Regions from separate parts of the Homo sapiens genome. Here region 2 is linked to region 1. The links are chromatin loops, found by intact Hi-C in ENCODE. Cell type or tissue: mesothelial cell of epicardium. All regions are shown on one strand.

Region 1 (4,000 bases):
GATATTACTCCCAATAACGTAGCAACTGTACAGCACCGTGTGATTTTGTCCTTAATAACCACATGGGGAGAAGTGATATTACTCTCAATATTGCAAGGGGTGTACACCCCACCTGTGACATTGTTTCTTATATCCAGGAAAGGAGAAGATGATATTACTACCAATATCGAAGAGATGTACAGCCCCATGGGATATTGTTCTAAATATACAGGTTGAAAGAGGATCAGATGACTCCCAAAATAACAAGGGGTGTACACCCCGCCTGTGATATGAATCGTAAAATTTAGAAGAGTGAATGACATTGCTTCCAAAAAAACACGGGGTGTACACCCCCTCTCTGATATCGTTCCTGTCATCTAAAGGAAGAGATGATGATATTACTCCCAGTACCGCAGAATATACACCCCCCCTGTGATATTGTGCGTCACAACTAGTGGGGGAGAGCATGATATTACTTCAAATATGACAGTGGCTTTACACCCCGTCTGTGATACTGCTCCTAATTTCCAGTAGCTAAAGTAAGATGTGCCTCCCAATAGAGTAGTGGGTGGACACCCGCCCTGTGATATTTCCCCGACTATTTAGGGAAACACAGGATGACATGACCCCAAATCCCGCAAAAAGTGAACACCCATTGTGTGATATGGTTCCTAATACGCGCAGGTGTAGAGGATGATATTACGTTTCATATCGCAGGCTGGGTACACACACCCTGTGAAATTGTTCCTAATGGCAGGAAAAAAGAGAATGCTAATAATGGACACAGATAAGAGCCACCCGCGATGCGGGGAGTAAGAGCCACCCCCTCTCCCCCCCCTGGCTATTACGACCCGCATCGCAGGGGGGTGAGGCACTCCCCCGCGTTTTTGTACTCAGATGATTGAAGATTGCTAGGTATCCTGTATGTGGATGTCTAAATCTCTTACAAGATTTGATAAGTTTTTATATATTCTTTCATTAAATAGATTTTCTAATGCCTCCATTCTTTCTTCACCTTAGGGGATATTGATAATTCATATGTTTGGTTACTTTATGGTTCCCATATCTTATCAAGACTGTGTTCATTTTTTATAAAACAAAATTTGTCTGACTGCATTATTTCAACAGACCTGCCTTTACATTTTGAGATTCTCTCTTCTGCCTGATCCAGTGTATTGTTGAAGTCTCTGAATATATTTTATATTTATTTAATAAATTATCCAGTTTCAGTAAGTATTTTTGTTTGTTTTCTTTAATGAAATCTATCTCTTTGGTACATTTCTTATTCATATCTTGAATTTTTTCTTCTGATTTCTTTGTACTGTTTTTCAGATTTTTTGTATCTCACTGAGATTCTTTGGTATTATAGTTTTGAATACTTTTTCCATAATTTGGTGATTTTTTTTGGTTGAGATCTGTTACTGGATAATTATGTTGTTCCTTTGAAGGCGTAATATTTCCTTATTTTTTCATGTTTCTTGTATCTGCTTCATGTTTCAGTTACACTGGTATCTGCACATTTGGTGTAATAGTTACTTCTTCCAGTTTTTTGGATTTACTTTTTTTTTTTTTTTTTTTTTTTGAGATGGAGTGTTGCTTTTTTACCCAGGCTGCAGTGCAGTGGCACAATCTCGGCTCACTGCAACCTCTGCCTCCTAGGTTCAAGGGATTCTCCTGCCTCAGCCTCCCGAGTAGCTGGGATTACAGGCACGCACAACCACGTCTGGCTAATTTTTATATTTTTAGTAGAGATGGGGTTGCACCATGTTGGCCAGGCTGGTCTTGAACTCCTGACCTCAAGTGATCCACCCGCCTCGGCTTCCCAAAGATCTGGGATTACAGCTGTGAGCCACCATGTCTGGCTTGGATTTACTTTAATTGGTGAGGACTTTTTCCTGAAGATGTATCAGTGGTGTGAGTTGGGTAGGGCCCTTTAATTTTGATTCTGGGTGCATGATGTAGTGTAGTTTTTGTATGATTTTTTCAGTGGTAAACAGTATCAGTGGTATCTGTGATTTCCTTGGTGATTTAGGATGTGGTTATTATTAAAGGCTATGATGAAGTTTTGCTGGGGACAAGGATGACACATTGGCCACTTTTCTGGCCCCAGTGTTGGCAGTGGTGGCCTGAGTGTTCTTGATATTTGGCCCCAGGGCAGTGGCATTTGTGGGACCAGGCAGGTTGATTCTTGGGCCTCCAGGTGGCTCATTTGGATGCCAGTAGTGGCAGTGGTGGGGCCAGGTGGGTGAGAAGATTCTCAGGTGCCTGAGCAGCCAGTGTGGTATGAGCCTTGGCAGTATCAGTGGTGGGACAACTCTTTGGATCCCAAGTAGTGCCCATTGATATAGGTGGTAGCAACAGTGCAAGGTTGCCATCCACAGCCCAAGATATGCAACTCTTTATTTATCCTGCTTTCTGTAGCAGTGGAAGCACTGTGCAGAGTGGAGAGGGACACTGTCTTCCATGCACAAGTCAAGGCATGGAAACTACACTGCCAGTGGGGGCACTGTAGCCACTCATAGCACCTGACAGACAACTCTGGCTTTCCTGCCCCATCCACCAGCAGTGGCAGCAGGGCTGTACCTGTAGTGGTGTGTGGAGGAGGAGAAGGGGTTGCACTTAATATGTGTGAGCCCGAGCACAGATCCGCCAATGAGAGGGGATCACACTTTGTTTGCTAGGCTGAGCACAGAGTTTGTGCCACTGCTGAGAGGGATATCACTTCTTATAGCTCCAGACAGGGAGCTCTTGGGCTCTGGAAAGTATATGTCTTGGATTCCCTTGCCCAGGGTCTGCCTTTTTGGTTCAGTGTACCATCCTTTGTCCAGGGAGTAGTACTTCATACAGGCTAGCGTACTGGAGATTCCACAACATCTTTGGGCCCAGCCAATACTGTTTCGCTATTGCTTTCCTGGTGGACACTGGGAGGTGACAGTGGAGGTTCACAAAATGTGGGGATATGTGGACTATGGTTCTTGATCAGAATGCAGTCCAGCAACAGCTGTATACTCACAATGATGCTCAGTTACAGCCGGCTAGGTCAGGGTGACTGAAGCACAAGTTTCCTGTCTGGTGCAATGCCTTTACAGTGTCTTATATTATTGCCCACATTAGTGTCAAGGTTTATGTGGGTGGGGGAGCTCTACTGTGCTTTGGATTGCAGCAGTCCACTGTGGGTATCTGAACTACTGAAGTTTTCTCACTTACCCTCTCTTCATAATACTGAGATCCTCGAGGCTCCCAACCAATCTTGGCCAAGTTGGCTACTCACTTCCTTCTTCTCTGTGGCTCACGTGTTTTTTGGAACTTCTCTGTTGTACTCTGTTGTTCTCTTAGGTGTTCTATTCAAGGTATAATTATCTATTCATAATTTTATTTCTTTTTTCTGATGGAGGCAGATGTCCAATGTCTGTAATCAGCAATCTTGAAATAGGATCCTCAATTTGTTTTTATAATTATGTATTTTAGTGTTAGCTTTCCATATTAGTCCATTTTTTTACACTGCTGTAAGGATACTACTGGGTAATTTATAAATGAAGAGGTTTAATTGACTCACAGTTCTGCATGACTGGTGAGGCCTCTGGAAAGTTACAATCACTGTGAATGGGGAAGCAGTCATGTCTTACATGGAGGCAGGCAAGAGAGAGCACTTGTGAGTACAGGAAAAACTGCCATCATCTATAAAACCATCAGATCTCCTGGGAATTCACTCAGTATACTGAGAACAACATAGAGGAACTGCCCCCACAATCAAATCACGACCCTCCCTTGACACCTGAGGATTGCAGGTGCCTCCCTCGGTAAGTGGGGATTACGATTTGAAATGAGATTTGGTTGGGAAACACAGTGCCAAACCATGTCACTTTCCCTTTCAAAATATTTTAAGCATGAAATTAATCCCCTGTAACTGACTCGGCCTAGATGTCTATCTGTGTTGTGTCTTGGTTTCTTCTATTTTATCTACTGACTTAATAGCTTTTTCACACTTTGTGAACATAAGAAAGAAGTATTTTAATCACTG
Region 2 (4,000 bases), 120 kb after region 1:
ATTATGCACAACAAGGAGAAGGAACAAAAATGCCAGATAATTTACCATAAGGGATAAAGTTATTTGAAGGGACTATTTAACTCATGAAATTGAAACGAGTTGCAGATTGATTCATTTAAAAAATACATATTGAGAGCCCACTGTGTGTCAGGTACTGTTTAGGTGCTGAAGGTACAGAGCTAGTTGAACAAACTCTGCCTTCATGGGGTCTATCATCTAGTGCAGGAAGACAAGCACAGGCTTTATTGTCTACCCTACATTGTTTTGTTATGAATTTTATTATTCATTGTTTTTGATTGAAAATCAGGTTTTTTTGTCTCTAATTCCAAAGATACTCTTGTTTAAAAAATTTGGAAAAGACAATTAAATATAAAAGAGGAAATTGAAAGTACCTATAAGGCATCACCTAGATTTAAATGCTATTAGTATCTCAATGTATTTTTTCAAATATTTGTGTAAGGAGGATATATTCAGTAGGTTAAAGTAAAATCAAATTCCATGTACAGTTGTTTTATGTTTTCCCTGTTTTTATTGAATATTATCTGATTCGTATTTTCTTATGTCACATACCTGCTAGAACCTAAAACTCTGTGAGGGCAAGTAAATTTGCTTATATTTTCATTGATGAACTCTTTGATCATCAATAGTATTGAGTACACATTGCACATTTAAAACATATTTGCCAAATAGGTAAAATACCTAAACTTTTTGAAAGCATAATTTTAATGACCATTGTTAAAGATGATATCAAGTTTTTACTCTCCAACAAAATTTATTCTCTTGAAAAAAAGGAAGATTTTCATACAAAAAAAATCTTTTAAGGAGTATTCTGAAATAATCTAGCCCCTTCAAACTCAATGCAAGATAAGCTTATCATTTTTAGGGGGTAATCGAAATTTCCAATTCTCTGACCATTATTGTTTCTCTTGGTGACAGTATTTCTCTAACAGGTAATAATATTTCTTAACAATTATAATTAATTTTGGGGATAGAAATCAAACCAGTTTGTAGTGTATAATTAGGTTAGTATTAAAAAAGTCACCTCCAGTTCTACTCCTTAATTCCTAGACTCATGAAATCACATGATATGAGAAATGACAGTTATATAGTTTAGATTTATGTCCACACCAAAATCCCATGTTGAAATGTAATCACCCATGTTGGAGATGGGGCATGCCAGGAATTGGATCCTGGGGACGGATTTCTCATGAATGCTTAAGTACCATCCTCTTGGTGCTGCCCTCATTATGGTGCGTGATTTCTTATGAGATCTGGTCATTTGAAAGGGTGTGACACATCCCCCTCACCCTCTTGCTCCTGCTCCCACCATGTGACATGCCTGCCGCCACTTCACCTTCCACCATGATTGTAAGCTTCTTAAGATCTCCCCAGAAGCTGTCAGAGCTATGCTTCCTACAAAGACTGCAAAATCATGGGCCAATTAAACTGTTTTTCTTATAAATTACCCAGTCTCATGTATTTCTTTATAGCAATGTGAGAATGGCCTAATACAGGCACCATATGTTATTTGCTGATTAGGAACATTACAAGCAATTTGGAGTTCCCCAGTAACTCAAAGATTTCATTTCCTAGATCTTCAGTTGATAATTCTATGATTCTCCAAGAACAACTGTTTTCTAAATCATATAATATATATTATATATGAATATGTTAATTTGAATAAATGGAAGATGCTGTAGATTTAAGCATGGTGGGTAAGAGAAAAATCCAGACAATGACAAATTACTATCTGCTCCATAATACACGTTGTTTACTGGAACCAACCAGTCTTTGTTAGCTTTGGTAATAAGAATTCTGTAACTGCATTGACATTTTCTTAGCTTTTATCTTGCCATCAAGGCCACATTGAGGCTTTTTAGGAAACACTGAACTGTCTGGTGAAGGAGGCTGACTCTTTCTGTAAAGCAGGTTTTCTTGACTATTTCATGAAAACCTCCTTAGATAATTTGCCCATTCAAAGAAGTCTATTCATGAATTCTGTTCTTGTTTTTCCCTAAATCCCCGACCACCCCAAACTATTAATCTGTCTTTGAGAATCAGTGTAGTATCAGCTGGTCTCTCTTTCCAGACTAAATTAATAAAGTGTTCTGCTCTGAGTTCTACACATGAAGGATTTCCATCTTCTGCTTCCATTCAGGATCAAACCTAAGAGAGCCTGTGATGCTGAAATATTTCATGAAGACTTTCCCGTATGACACAATAGCATTGAAATCAGGCCTGTGTTTTTCATCTTGTGTCAAATAATAATAGGAAACTCTTTTCAAGGCTACAGTAAGAGTTGAAACAAGATTAGCAATTTGGCAAAAGATGGCACATGGCTAGGGTGAAAAACTGGTTCATGCAACACAACTGTGCATTCCAGACCTAATCGGGCCACAAACGAAATTTAATATTATACTAGAGGTTGGGCTTTTGAGAATGTACAATGATACGATGAAGTGGATGAGACAGACCAGTAATGGAGGTGAAACGCAGGTTGTGTGGTTATTTGAGTTTCTACTGATAGTCATGTTATCTTCACTAGAGCCTAGCAGCAAAGTGATACCAACTTCTTAAAGGAAGAATAGTTATTTACTGGACTTAGATGTCTTTTAGCTTTGCATCAAAATCCAGAGACCTCTCATCCTAGTCTCCTGTTGAAATTTGCCTTTATAAAGTCCTCATATCTGCTGCAGAAATTTTAAATTCCATTGGTTTCTCCTGGTCATAATAGCCACTGTCAGAGACACTTAAACCATGAACTGTACCAGCTGAAGACTCTTCTATTTTGTGTCCCATGAAAATATAGCTGCTATTAGAGTTACCTTGGAAAATCATGGATGAGAATATCTAAGTGTATAAAGTGTGACTCCCGAATTTGAAGCAGCCTGCCAAATAATTTTCCTTCTTAATGGCGGGGGATGCAGGCGATAGAAAAGCGTCTATTATTACCAAGTCATATTTTTCCTCCTGGAATGCTGTACACCTCAATGAATTTTATTTCGTACCATTCTCTCATACATCTCTCTTTTTAAGTCATGTAAAGGTAAATGTTGCTTTCTTCTCTCCAGGTGTTCTCAGCAAAATGTTGTCAATACAAGCATACCTTGGAGATATTTCAGGTTTGGTTTCAGACTACCATAATAAAGCAAATATTGCCATAAAGTGAGATACACAAAATTTTTGGTTTCTCACTGCATATAAAAATTATGTTTACACTATACTGTAGTTTATAAAGTGTGTAGTAGCATTATGCCTAAAAATGTACACACCTTAATTTAAAATACTTTATTGCTAAAAAATGCTAATGATCATTTGAGCCATCACTGTGTCATAATTGTTTTGCTGGTGGAGGGTCTTACCTTCATGTTGATGACTGCTGACTGATAAGAGTGGTGGTTGCTGAAGGTTGGAGTAATTGTGGCAATTTCTTAAAATAAGACAACAGAAGATTGCCACATTAATTGCCTCTTCATTTCACAAATAATTTCTCTGTAGCATATGAAACTGTTTGATAGCATTTTACCCACAGTACAACTTCTTTCAAAACTGGGAGTCAATCTTCTTAAACCCTGGTGATGTTTTATCAACTAGGTTTATTCTAAATCCTTTGTTGTCATTTTAACAATGTTCACGGCATCTTCACAAGGAGTAAATTCCATCTCAAGAAACCACTTTGCTCATCTATAAGAAGCAATTCCTCACCCACCAAAGTTTTATTATGTGTCTTAGTCTGTTTTCTGTTGCTTATAACAGAATACCTGAAACTGGGAAATTTATAAAGAAAAGTAATTTATTTCTTACAGTTACGGAGAACGAGAAGTACAAGTTTAAGAGGCCACCTCTCGGGAGGGCCTTCTTCCTGGTGGGGACTCTGCAGAGTCCTGAGGTAGCACAGAACATCACATGGTAGGGGGGATGACAGTGCTAGCTTAGGTCTGTCTTCCTCTTTTTATAAAGCCACCAGTTCTATACCCATTAATCCATTAAATCACAGATA

The links. Peaks named below come from ENCODE experiments on the same cell type or tissue, not always from the same donor. Only the 100,000 strongest peaks of a DNase experiment are listed, where the experiment ranks them.
Region 2: it touches region 1 in a loop (15-fold over the local background); 1 of 110 quality-filtered maps calls a loop at or near these places.

Annotation. Positions count from the first base shown.
Region 1 is chr2:192,602,068-192,606,067 of GRCh38, forward strand. No RefSeq gene overlaps it. Among named protein-coding and RNA genes, the nearest start is that of PCGEM1, 150 kb to the right of the region's middle. In mesothelial cell of epicardium, no CTCF peak of the experiment used is centred here; a DNase peak (open chromatin) is centred at 2,190.
Region 2 is chr2:192,720,236-192,724,235 of GRCh38, forward strand. No RefSeq gene overlaps it. Among named protein-coding and RNA genes, the nearest start is that of PCGEM1, 28 kb to the right of the region's middle. In mesothelial cell of epicardium, no CTCF peak of the experiment used is centred here; no DNase peak of the experiment used is centred here.